Linked DNA regions of Homo sapiens: region 2 is linked to region 1. Evidence: read pairs that join two places in POLR2A ChIA-PET (ENCODE). Cell type or tissue: MCF 10A. All regions are shown on one strand. Each heading gives the region's core, and the rest is flanking DNA. Links, peaks and the distances in the headings are about the cores only.

Region 1 (5,840 bases), core at 349-5,348:
TGCAGGAGACCAGGGTGTATTTCATCCCTTATCTTCAACTGCATAAGACAGACACTCCCAGAGCGGCTATTTTAGAGACCTCCCCCTGGGAATGCATTCCTTTCCCAGGGTTATTCCTTGCTGGGAAAAGAATTCAGTGATATTTCTCCTATTGGCTTTCTGCAGGAAGAGAAATATGACTCTGTTCTGCCTGGCCTCACAGGCAGTCAGACCTTATGGTTATCTCCCTTGTTCCCTGAAAATCACTGTTATCCTGTTCTTTTTTAGGATGCCCAGATTTCATATTATTCAAACATATGTGTTTTACAAACAATTTGTGCAGTTAATGCAATCATCACAGGGTCCTGAGGCGACATACATCCTCAGCTTACAAAGATGATGGGATTAAGAGATTAAAGTAAAGACAGGCATAGGAAATTATAAGAGTATTGATTGGGGAAGTGATAAATGTCCATGAAATCTTCACAGTTTATGTTCAGAGATTGCAGTAAAGACAGGCATAAGAAATTATAAAAGTATTAATTTGGGGAACTAATAGATGTCCGTGAAATCTTCACAATTTATGTTCTGCTGTGGCTTCAGCTGGTCCCTCCGTTTGGGGTCCCTGACTTCCCGCAACAGGAAACACTTTCATAATATTGCTTGTGCTTTTTCATTGAACACATCTTGTACAAGGCCCCCTAGAGGCTATTCCAGGCCTTGAGGCCACATGACCCTTCTGGCTGTGTCTCTGCCTGCATTTTCCCTCTTGCTTTCAGTTCAGATGACTGAAAGAGAACTAGGGCCCAGCTCCACTTTTCAAGACAGAGTGCAAGTTACACATAACTGAGTGGCCAACTATGGCAGGGGATAGGTTGTGGGGAGTGGTGGGGTGGGGGGCTTACAAAGCAATGTTTATTCAGCAGGGACCATGCATATGGCAGGAAAATGTACCTACCCAGCCCCAAATGAAACATTTGCTTAGTTAGAAAGGAAACTGGAACTTTTTGGTGTACAACCTTAACTTTTGAAATTGGTATCAGGTACAGAATCCCCATGTTACCTCACAAAGCCACAGTCCAGGTGAAAGTGTGAAAAGACTATGGGATTGGCTTACTGTGGTTATTCCTGTGGTTTATACCTCAAACTAACAATTCTCCCTGAATCCCACATCAAGTCTGCTGCCTGCTGAGTCATCTGGCCTCTTTGACAGCACCCATCAGTCTTTATAAAGGCTTCCTTATATAATATTTATAAAGAAAGGGGCTGGGCGCTGTGGCTCACACCTGTAATCCCAGCACTCTGGGAGGGCAAGGTGGGTGGATCATGAGGTCAGGAGATTGAGACCATCCTGGGTAATACGGTGAAACCCCGTCTCTACTAAAAATACAAAAAAATTAGCAGGGTGTGGTGGCAGGCACCTGTAGTCCCAGCTACTCAGGAGGCTGAGGCAGGAGAATGGCGTGAACACGGGAGGCAGAGCTTGCAGTGAGCCGAGATTGCACCACTGCACTCCAGCCTGGGAGACAGAGCAAGACTCTGTCTCAAAAAAAAAAAAAAAGGGGGGTGCAGTTTGCAGGCCAGTGGACTAATGCACCCTCACCATATAGCCCCACAGAAATTGGTCTGCCATGGAGCTCTAAAGAACTCATAATTTCTCCAAAAGGACCATCTTTCTACACCTATGCAATTGTTCAAGATCAAGGGTCAGCAAACTGTGGTCCACAGGCCAGTTGCATATTTATGCACATAAAGTTTTATTGGAACATAGCCATAGCCATTTATTCACATAGTGTGTATGGCTGCTTTTGTGTACAATGGCAGAGTTGCAAATCCTAAAATATTTACTGCTTGGCCCTTCAAGAAAAAGTTTCCTGACCCCTGTTTTAGTTAGTTCTGGAATGATGAGCATGTGTGGAAAATCCTCGGGTTGATGCAGAAGCTTAGTGGCTGCACAGTAGTGATACATTGTTTTCCCAGGCTATTTTATTGTTTCTTAATTTCTTAATCACTTTGTGGATTAAATTCATGGCCAGAAGTAACTCAGACATCTCTAAGGATTGTCCTATTGGCATAAGCTAAAGCACGTATTATTCTACATTCATGGATTAAAATATTAAGTAATTTGATCTAGATGATTGTTTACAGTTTAACGCAAATACACTTAGTCTGTTCTGATTATTTACTCAAGGATTATATTACTACATTCACTCAAGAATAATAGTATGTAATCATTTCCTGTGGGATCTGCAATGTTTGGGCCTTCCTTCAAATTCGGTTCTCTGATTTGTCTCCATGACATGGAGTTGGCCTTTAGGTTATGTGATTGAGGTTCCTCAAACAGGATGTTAATTTTCCACTCTTCGTGGCAGGAGAAATATAGTCTAATCTCATGATTTAGTGAGCCAAAGAGCTGTATCCCTTTTCACACTATCCTTCTTTTATAAAATAAATGTTAATTTTGTTTCTTTGTGCATCTTTTGGAACAAACTTGTATTTTCAAAGCCCTCACCCCATACTCAGGTGAGCATACTTTCTAAGGCAGCCCATTTGGAACAAATGAGCTTTAGCCAAGAGTTTAATGATAAAAATATATTGCTTGCAAAAGCTCTAATTTAGCACTCTGGTGCCTCCTACATGGTTTTGCCAACAAACTCATCTTTGCCTGGAATATAGGCTCTTCGAAGGCAGCTGCCACTCTCTCTTCAAGATGTGAGGGGGAAGAGAGTTTGAGGCTTTTCATTGTGAAGGACCCTCCACCCCCGTGTTCCTCCTACAGGCTCCTGATTCACACAGCACAAGTTGAGAAACAGGGAAATGGAATCTTCTTGCCCAGGCATGTAGCAGCTAACTCCTTTGAATCCGAAAAATGTGTGTTCATAATCACCAAGTTTGAAATGCAGAGTCATCACTGCTGCTGGAAATCTGAGGCTGGTTCAGAGCCAGACCAGCTGCTCCTGGGGCCCTCTTCTACTTAAGAGGCAGTCTAGCCTGTGGCCTAGCCTGTTCAAGGTTGCTCTTTCCCCAGAGCCCTGGTACTCCCTCTGTCAAGTTTCCACTTATCTTTCTGGCCTATCCAGGAACCCTTCTCTGAGTTCTCAAGGACTGGCTAGGTGTCCTGCCTCACAGTCACCTACAACCTGCATTTTCCTCATCATAACTTTGAAATTGCTACTTTGCCTATCTTCGCATGGGCTCTTCCTCCAACTACACTGTGAGAGCCTTAAATCCAGAAACCATGTCTTTTTTTTTTTTTTTCAAAGAGAGTCTTAGATGAATTTGCCAGGACTAAAATACAGAGTTCCTTGTTCCCTGTATATAGCCCACTATAGAAATTCAATGGTTTTTGAATGAAAGGATAAATGAGTGAATGAAGGGACTTCGGATCTGGCTGGGGCAGAGACTGTGGAGCTAGAAACTTAGGTTGCTTTCCCTTTCTTCCCTTCCCATCCCTCCTCTTCCAAAACCCAAGTCTGACAGGCTGTGAAGCACCTCTATATACGACTGATGGAGCTTTAATTGTTCACCCAATCTTTAGAAAAGATCCTTTTAATTCAGCACTGTGCCCGAAGTCCAGGCACTTAGCTCTGGATGCCCGACTGCAGAAAATACCAACAGCCAGTAGAAAAACTGCACCAATGCTGGGGGTCCTATTTTAATTATTCTAGAAAAATTCACTTTTTGCTCAGTGTTTGGTTTCATTTGGGGCTGACCTCCTTTCTTGCAGGCCCTAGATTCGTGAAATCTATATTAATCAGCAGAATAATATTAGCCAATTCCTTACCTCGTTTTTCCTTCCCCTCATTTGGACAGCTAGCCTGGTTTGTACTCCTTATCTCAGAGATGAGATGTGATAATAAGAGGCAGAGAAATAAAAGTATGTTCCTGGCTTTTGGATTCAGAAGTTGCCCTTATGGGAAGGAAAAAACAAACAAATGTGGCATAGATAAAATATTTGGAAGAAAAGATAACAAGAGTAGAAAAGAGTTTCTTAGGGGGAGGAAGTGAATTCATGGGAAGGTACAGAGGGCAGAGATGTTTCTGGATCCTGTGTGCTACTTCACCCTGGGAAGGTGACACAATTGCAGATGTTTTTGTGAGACTTGGGAGCAGAAAAGACATGTTCTTTGCATCCTCAGTGAAGCCCCAGAGGAGAAATGGGTGCATAATGGGTCCCCACTGAAGAGAACGTAGGCAGATGTGCAAAGTTTCCCATGCCCCAGTGAGAAAGAAGCATGTCTCTTCATGCCCAAGAGCACATCAGAGAAATGGAGAGTGCTCCTGAATCCGAAAGGGTCACACAGACAAGAGTGAAGAATGTCTCAATAAATACCAGTGTGGAAGAATGATCTTGAGGACCACATCCTTCACTCTCTCTCCTTCCCCCCTCCCTTTCTGCACATCTTGCATCTCAGAAGCCCCCTCCCGGAAACTAGATACAACTCCAGGGGAAGGTGAGGTTGAAATCCACAAGTTCACTGAGATAAAGTTTCTGACAATGCAAAGAAAGGGAGGCTTGAAATCAAAATTAGTTTCTATTTCTTACATAAATGTCTGGACTAGAATTGTGTCCACTGCTCAGATCTTACTTATATTCAGGGATGACGTATCTCATGGAAGAACAGGGCTCAACGAGCCACTTAAATGTCTTCCTATCAAATGTTAAGGTTCTAGAAACCAAATGGTGGGTATATTATCCAACATATGCCGTGAAAGCAGAGCCAATCCTGGGGGAAAGCTTCTCTCCTAATGGTAAGGTGTCCATATCCTCTGCCCCAAGAACCAAGACAAGTGATCTGACAAGTGTGAAGACTGCTTTTCAACATGAAAAAGAGTTTTCTTAAACTCAAGCATGATATTGGCTCTACTTTGAATATCAGTTACGAAAATTCATAACGAGCTGAGGTATCTTCACTAACATTGCAAATTAATTTCTTGTATTCATCACAATGACATTTATGTGTATTTGAAAAGTAATCCATATGGATGAGCATATTTTTCATTCACTCTACAGACGGAACATGCACGCTGGTTTGCAGATCCCTTGCAGTGACTCTACAGCTCCCAGGAATCTGAGGTTCACAAGGTGAAACCTACCAGGCCAAACAATTTAAAATTGGTTTTGTTTTGAAAATCCAGTAAGTATGATGGCAATGTCTTGCAGAAATTCCTCTTTTAGTATTCCAGTCTGTGGGCTCTGGCAGAAGTAATAGTCTGCTGCAAACAGATCACTCTTTTTTGTTTGCAAAGTCTTCGTACCAGCTGAATCACAGCTTGCTTTTCACTTTTCGTAACACCTTGCAACATCGCAAAATATTTGCTGGAGTTTGTGAAGGGCGGCTGCAGAATTAGTAAACTGAAAGGAGGCCTTCCTTTACTCCCACCCCTGTCAGCACCTTCTGTTCTAGCAGACCGAAAGGCAGCTTGAGAACTCTGATTGCTTCTCTAGATTATGACAATTCTTGGCACCATCGCCCGGGGCAAGAATGGAAGCAAAGGAAACATTATGGAGTTTTGCAGGTGCCAGTACATAATATTGTCACTTTACAAAATTGAATTTATAAATGACTTCATGAAGGTGAGTTGCTATGGTAACCAGCCTTCTCAACTTTTATATCTGGAAGTAAGGATCATATGGCCCCTTCTGTTTGGGACTATGTATTCTGGGTTTAATGAATAACTACCCATCCTCTAACTTCTAGTTAACTAGGCTCATGGGATGCTAGACCAGGAAGCAACATTAGCAACCATCTCATTCCACCTCCTTCATTCATAGATGGGAACTGAGACACAGAGAAGTGGCACTACACAGCTAACGTGTGTCAGCCCTGAGCCTATGGTTTCTCACTTAGTTTTCTTTT
Region 2 (5,840 bases), core at 569-5,568, 310 kb before region 1:
ATTGAGATGAATCATTCACAGAATGACTTAAATCCAACTAAGAATGTGTAACTGCTGAACATTCTGATTGAGGTTCCAGACCGTTTGTGATGCCACATGTTTGTTGTAACAGGCAGAATCATCAGTAATACTTTGTTTCTCTTTTCTTGAAACTTTCCCTCCAAGTTTCCATCTTAATGCTTTAAATCATGACAGAATCAAACAAGCTCTGTGCCCTCTGCCCCTGACCCCCGTGATGGCATGAGCTTCACCAAGCACCCCCATTCCCACAGAGATCTGGGATAAAAGGCTTTACAGAATCCAGAATCCAGCTCCGTTTCTGAGCTGTTATCGCTTCATAGCACAGGCTGTCTTTTTCTCTTCCTACACGTAGAGCTAGGCACACATAGATGGGTAGTGCACTGTCCCTGAACTGAGGCTCTCTCAAGTCCAGGCTACCTTCTGCCCAGCACCTACTTAGTGTAGCTTATCTTTTAAAATAAGCCATCCTGCAAAGAGCAGGGTTCCCAGTGGCCTTGAGGTTTGTCAGAAGTTCTCTAGAATTGGCAACTTAGCTGTGACCTCAGAAGTCTTGGCTCTGGCAAAGCAAGGTCTTTGCGCTAAAACAGGCTCAGTGCCCATGGAGATAATCACCTCTTGTAATATCCACACAATCATCTCATTGTCAAAGCACAAGGAATGCAAAAATAGAAGAAATGCCACAATAGGGTTGCCCCATGGTTCAGCTAAACCAGGATTCTGCTTCCGGCTGAGGGCACCTTGGGACACCTTAGGAGGGATGGTCCCAAGCATTGTTCTGGAGTTCAGCCCCTGTTGGCAAGACCTGTCCTCCTACAACCATAGCCTCACGGGGCCTGATTTTGCCCCATCTTTTTGGGACTCCTTTACCACCTCCTTGTCCTGGCTAACTCTCCTTTGTCCTTAAATTCACAACTGGGGAAACCCTTGAGGAGTCTTTTTTTTTTTCCTCCCCATTTTGGGTTATGTCATCTTTCTTGCTCCCAGAGCACTTGCTCCTGACTTCTGTAGCAATGGCCTCAACACTATTGAGTGTGTAGTATTTCTTAGGCATGGTTCTCTGCATACATGTATATATTATTTATTCCTCACAGAGGCTCTGTAAGGCAGGCACTCATAGACGCTGAGGTTTAGAGAAACTTAAGTAACTTGCCCCAGGTCATAGAGTAAGTGTCCAAGTCCTCAAGCCCGGGCAGTCCTGCTGCATCTGCATGGCACATGCGCTTGGCCTGGTCTGCTCAGTGTGTCTCCCTGACTGGGCTGTCAGTTCCTGGAGGGTAGGGATCTGTCTTCCCTTCTCTATCCCCAGTGCCTGGCATGTAGTAGACACTCAGTAACTGTCAAATAAATGAAAGCCCTGGCTCATCAAACAAAGACCAGATGTGATTTAAATTCCAAGGAGCCATACTTTTTACAAAAATGCTAAAATGCCAAGAAGTACTTTTTCATTAAAACAAAACAAAACTGTTTTAGCTATGTAAGGGTGGCCTTTTAGAACTCTGACTGCTTTAGATCTTTCCTCTAGGTGGCATAGAGTTGTGGGGTTTGGCAGACCACCATGGGAAAAGAACAGATGCATTTGTCAGAATCTCTGTGGCCATCAGACGTCACTCCAATGAAGCCAAAGCTCCGAGGTTTAAAAATAATTAAGGGAAATAACTAAGCGGAGAGACAGAAAAGACCACTTCTTAGTTGATTCTGGAAAAATGAACCTTTTCTTTCTACCAACCGGCACCGAAATTCAGAGTATCCTGGACACAGCTGAGAGACTACTCAGGGAGAGCCACTGCAGTCACACCCCACCTCCACTTAGGTCTCCCTACACTCACTCTAATCTTCTAAATCGTTTAATCAGACACGGCGCTGCCTCTGAGGCTTCAGGACTTTCAGGCTGTTTTTTTTTCCCCGGGCTTAAAGTCTTTCTCTGCTGCTGACTCACATGTTAATTATTGCTTTGCATAAAGTAGAATTAGCAGTGCTCCTGCACTCACCTGCCTGCGTGTTATACAACTGTTTTATCTGCTGGACAGAACTGAGTGTGCAGGCCGGCCTGCCATGGTGTCACCAGCGGCCCTGTCTTCAGCTGCCAGGGCAATGAGCATCGCACAGAAACCAACCATTGCTTTAGAGGCTCTGGGGAAGAGGCTGTGGGGTGTGCTCTGCTTGTCCCAGGAAAAAGAGGGTTAAGTGCCAAGTTTTGACCAAAATCTTATAAGAATGGTCCAGGAGTTTCAGTTCCCTGTCACCTGTCAGTGTTAATGGACAGAACTGGTGTTTCACAGAAAAAAAAAAAAAAATACGTGTGTGTGTGTGTGTGTGTGTGTGTGTGTGTGTGTGTGTGTATCAACTTGTTTTCTCTTTGGCTGCTGGGCTGGATAATGAAGTAAAGATGACATTATCTCTAATAAAAGTGATTTGCAGAAATCACTGACGGGACCTCAGTAGCAGAGATTCGCCATTAGCAGGCTAGCCAGATAAGAGGGGCAGCTGGGTTCTGTTAACCCCCTCCTCGTCTGATGTGTGTCTTGCAGGGAAGTCAAAGGCGGAGGAGTAGAGTAGAGTGGACTTTTTGAAGTTTGGGCTAATGGACAGTGTTTTTTCCAAAGTGTGGGCTGTTCTTTAGCCCCACTTGCTGATCTTTAGGGATGTCATTAGGTTTTCATTTTTGTTTTGTTTCTTAGGATTTTTGTGTTAGTGGCTTTTTCCCCCTGGGGCTTGGCCCATTTTCTCACCTCTATGTTATATCACCAGAAGGGTGGAACCCTGGCCAAGCCCTGGCATCCTCTGCCAGAAATCTGAGTCCAAGCAGGGCACCTACACATGTGAGGTGAGGGCTCTGGGCCACGGGTGTTGGGCAACAGATTGTTCTGTAGTGTCGAGGAGGTGGGATCTGAGGCAGAAACCTCCCTGGCCTCTTAAGGATGGGACGGGTCAGGAGGGGAGGGGTCTGCCCTTGTCCGGACTTGTTCACCTGTGTCAGTGAGAGCTGACTAGCAGCTGGCTCACGAAACACACCCATGATGTGGACAGCGGGCACAGCCAGCTACTTCTGTGTGAAAACATCCTTAGTATACAGGGATTTGTTTCCTGGGGACAGTGAGGAGTCATGGGGTGTTAAGCAACCTAGTGATGAATATAGCCACCATCACTCGCCTTTATTAATCCACTTTCTACTGGAAGCACTAAAGCATTGGAACTCTGCAATACCCCCACAGCTGGGGGACCGTGACTGATTTAATCTTCATGCCAGCTCACCATACCATAACTGAAAGGGCTGTATGACACTATTATTGTTGGAGTAAGGTACTTTGATACATGAGAGGTTTGACATTTTGCCTGTGCCCTCAGAGAACCTTAAAACTAGGACTAACAAGGTGACGGTGCCTTGCAGTCAAGTAGCACAGATTGTCTAAGTGTTCCAGGCAGGAGTGAGGAGGAGACACCAGTGTAGGCTCGGTAAGATGCTCAGAAAAGCCTCTGTGGAGGTGGCAGGCCTATGTTGGCTCTCAAACTTTAGGGTTTAGAAGGTCAGAAAGGAAGAAGCACTTCAGGTGGAACAAATCAACTGGGGACATGGCTGGGCAGCAGAAAGGGGTGCGGAGTTTGGGGGTGGCAGGGCATAGTGTGGTCTGGCTGGAGTAAGCGTGGAGCTACAGGATCGTAGGAGCTAAGTTTGGAAAGGGCTGGGAGACCTCAAGGAGCACGTCCAGCTTGGACTTCATCATGAGGATGGTGGGGAGCAATTTTCATTTTAAAATGGGGGAGCGACAAGCTGAAAATGGTTTTGGGGAAAGAGTGGTGGGCTGGCGAGCTGTTCCTTGCCCCAAGATCTGACTCAAATTTTATTCTTGGTCAGTGGTAAAGAAAGTGAGGGGCAAGGGAAACAAACAGAAGATGGGGACTAAGGTCTGTGGAAATAAATAAAACACCACCAGAGCCAGAGGAGGCGTGTGCCCTGGGTGAAGTTTGTTTTTCATCCCATGGGTAACATTTATGAGTTACTGTTCAGCAAGAATGCCTTGCGGAGGTCTCTGTGGACTGAGCTGAGGCTCCAGCCTGTGGCAGCCCAGGAATTGCTGCCATATTTAGAGCTTCCAACAGAGGGTTTCATTTTCCTTGGCTTTGGTGCCAAGAAAAGAGGGGTTCTCACACTTGCTGTCCAGCAGGGCCAAAGCATGACCAGCAGGAGGAGCATGGAGGTTGGGTTCTGGCACTGCCCACCACCTGGCACCTCAGCCACTAATCAGACAACAGGCTAGGCAATTATCCGGGCATCTGACTTTAGCTACCTGTCCTTTTGTTTAAAGCCCTTTCGTGTGCTTGGCACCTTATGGATACTCAACAAGGTCTGTTTAATGAATGCGTTCTCCCCACCCAGATTCTCAATGCCTTGCTCCCTGTTCTCTAGCCTGTCTCCCGACCACTGGCACCTCTGCCCATTCCCAGTGTGTCTTTGTCATCCCTCTGCCATCCTGATTGCCTCCCTGTATCCTGCTCTTCTTTCAAAGCCAACCTCCAGCAGAGTTCTCCCTGTCTTCTCCAGCCTTGCAGGCTTTCTCCTCCCAAACTCCTACAGCCCTGACTGTTCAGCCCATTCTTCAGGACTTGGCTCTTCACCTCTCTGCAAGCTCCCTGAGGTCAGGCATAGTTGTTCCACATTTCATTCTACTGCTCACAGCCCCATCGTAGGAAGAGAGAATCATTAATATATATTGAATGAGCAGAGGGAATAAGCCATTGCTGGGGGAAAAATACAGTTTTATTTCCCAAATTGCTCAATGTTATTTGAGAGCATGATAATAAATTTGGAAAAGACTTTTAGCATTTCCTGTGGCTTTTGATGACTTCTTTACAAAGGAATGGAAATGTGCGCAGACATCTCACTTCTCATCAGAGCAAGAGAGGGCAGAATTGGGGGAAAGCAAGTGTTCGCGCTGTGGCATGAATCAGATCCCACAATACTAGACATGTGACCATGTGAACAGGCCTCAGATCAGGATTCTTTATAAAGGAAGCCCAGGACAGATTCTCTACCAGCTCTCTCCTCTTTCACTTTTCCTCTTTCTTTGCTTTCCTTTTTTTAATAGGGAGGGGAGAAGGGGTTATGAGGATGGGGGTAGGAGAGTGAGGGATCCCGTGCTTTCTCCCCCTTCTCTTGCTGTTTTGAAATACTTTAAATTCCAGGAACCAGAAGTTCTGGCAACATGTTGGGATTAGTAAGGCAGATCCTAGGATATTTCACTATTAGCATGTGATCAAGCATCAGTCCTGATTAAAAGTCTAAACAAATGTTTTCTTTGAAATTAAAGTGTCTGAAATAAAGAAGAGAGAACTGACCCTTAAAATCATATTCTGTACTTGAAAAGAGTTCTGACAACTGTCTGTCCCGGTTATGTGCACCCCCGCCCCCCACCCGCCTTTTTCCATCCAGAATGTTTGACGACACTGCCAGGGGAATTTCTGCCCCCTCCTTCCTGTATATACCCAGTGCTGGCCTCTGAGGCAGTCCAGCTCTGTTTTCTCATGACACAGTGATTATTTTTGGCATTGCAGATATTTTTTCTAATGTTATTACCCAGCCCCCTTCTTGGTTGCCTTTTGTGGAGCAATCTTTTGGGTAACTCCCTGTAAATTTGAGGGTTAATTTTAGTTCGGTGTGGTAGAGGAGGCAGTGGGAGAGAGGAGGAACGACTTCTACTCCGAAGCGCCCCACCCCCACCTTAAGAGGAGCCGGAGAGGTCCTCTCACGCCCTGCTCATGAAAGAGCTTGCTTTCACCAGCTCTGTGCTCACCATTCATCCTTTCTGCCGGCGGGCTTGAGG

The links. Peaks named below come from ENCODE experiments on the same cell type or tissue, not always from the same donor. Only the 100,000 strongest peaks of a DNase experiment are listed, where the experiment ranks them.
Region 2: POLR2A ChIA-PET joins it to region 1 with 5 read pairs; 1 of 35 experiments calls an interaction of 5 or more read pairs at or near these places.

What each region holds. Positions count from the first base shown.
Region 1 is chr2:46,643,022-46,648,861 of GRCh38, forward strand. LOC105374584 (a long non-coding RNA gene) reads left to right here. Exons shown (of 2, transcript XR_940058.3): 2 at 4,994-5,840. Among named protein-coding and RNA genes, the nearest start is that of CRIPT, 29 kb to the left of the region's middle. In MCF 10A, for the core only: no CTCF peak of the experiment used is centred there; DNase peaks (open chromatin) are centred at 1,130, 2,830 and 5,300.
Region 2 is chr2:46,329,974-46,335,813 of GRCh38, forward strand. All of the region lies in intron 1 of EPAS1 (endothelial PAS domain protein 1), which reads left to right. Among named protein-coding and RNA genes, the nearest start is that of EPAS1, 35 kb to the left of the region's middle. In MCF 10A, for the core only: no CTCF peak of the experiment used is centred there; DNase peaks (open chromatin) are centred at 1,948, 2,968, 4,198, 4,928 and 1 weaker place.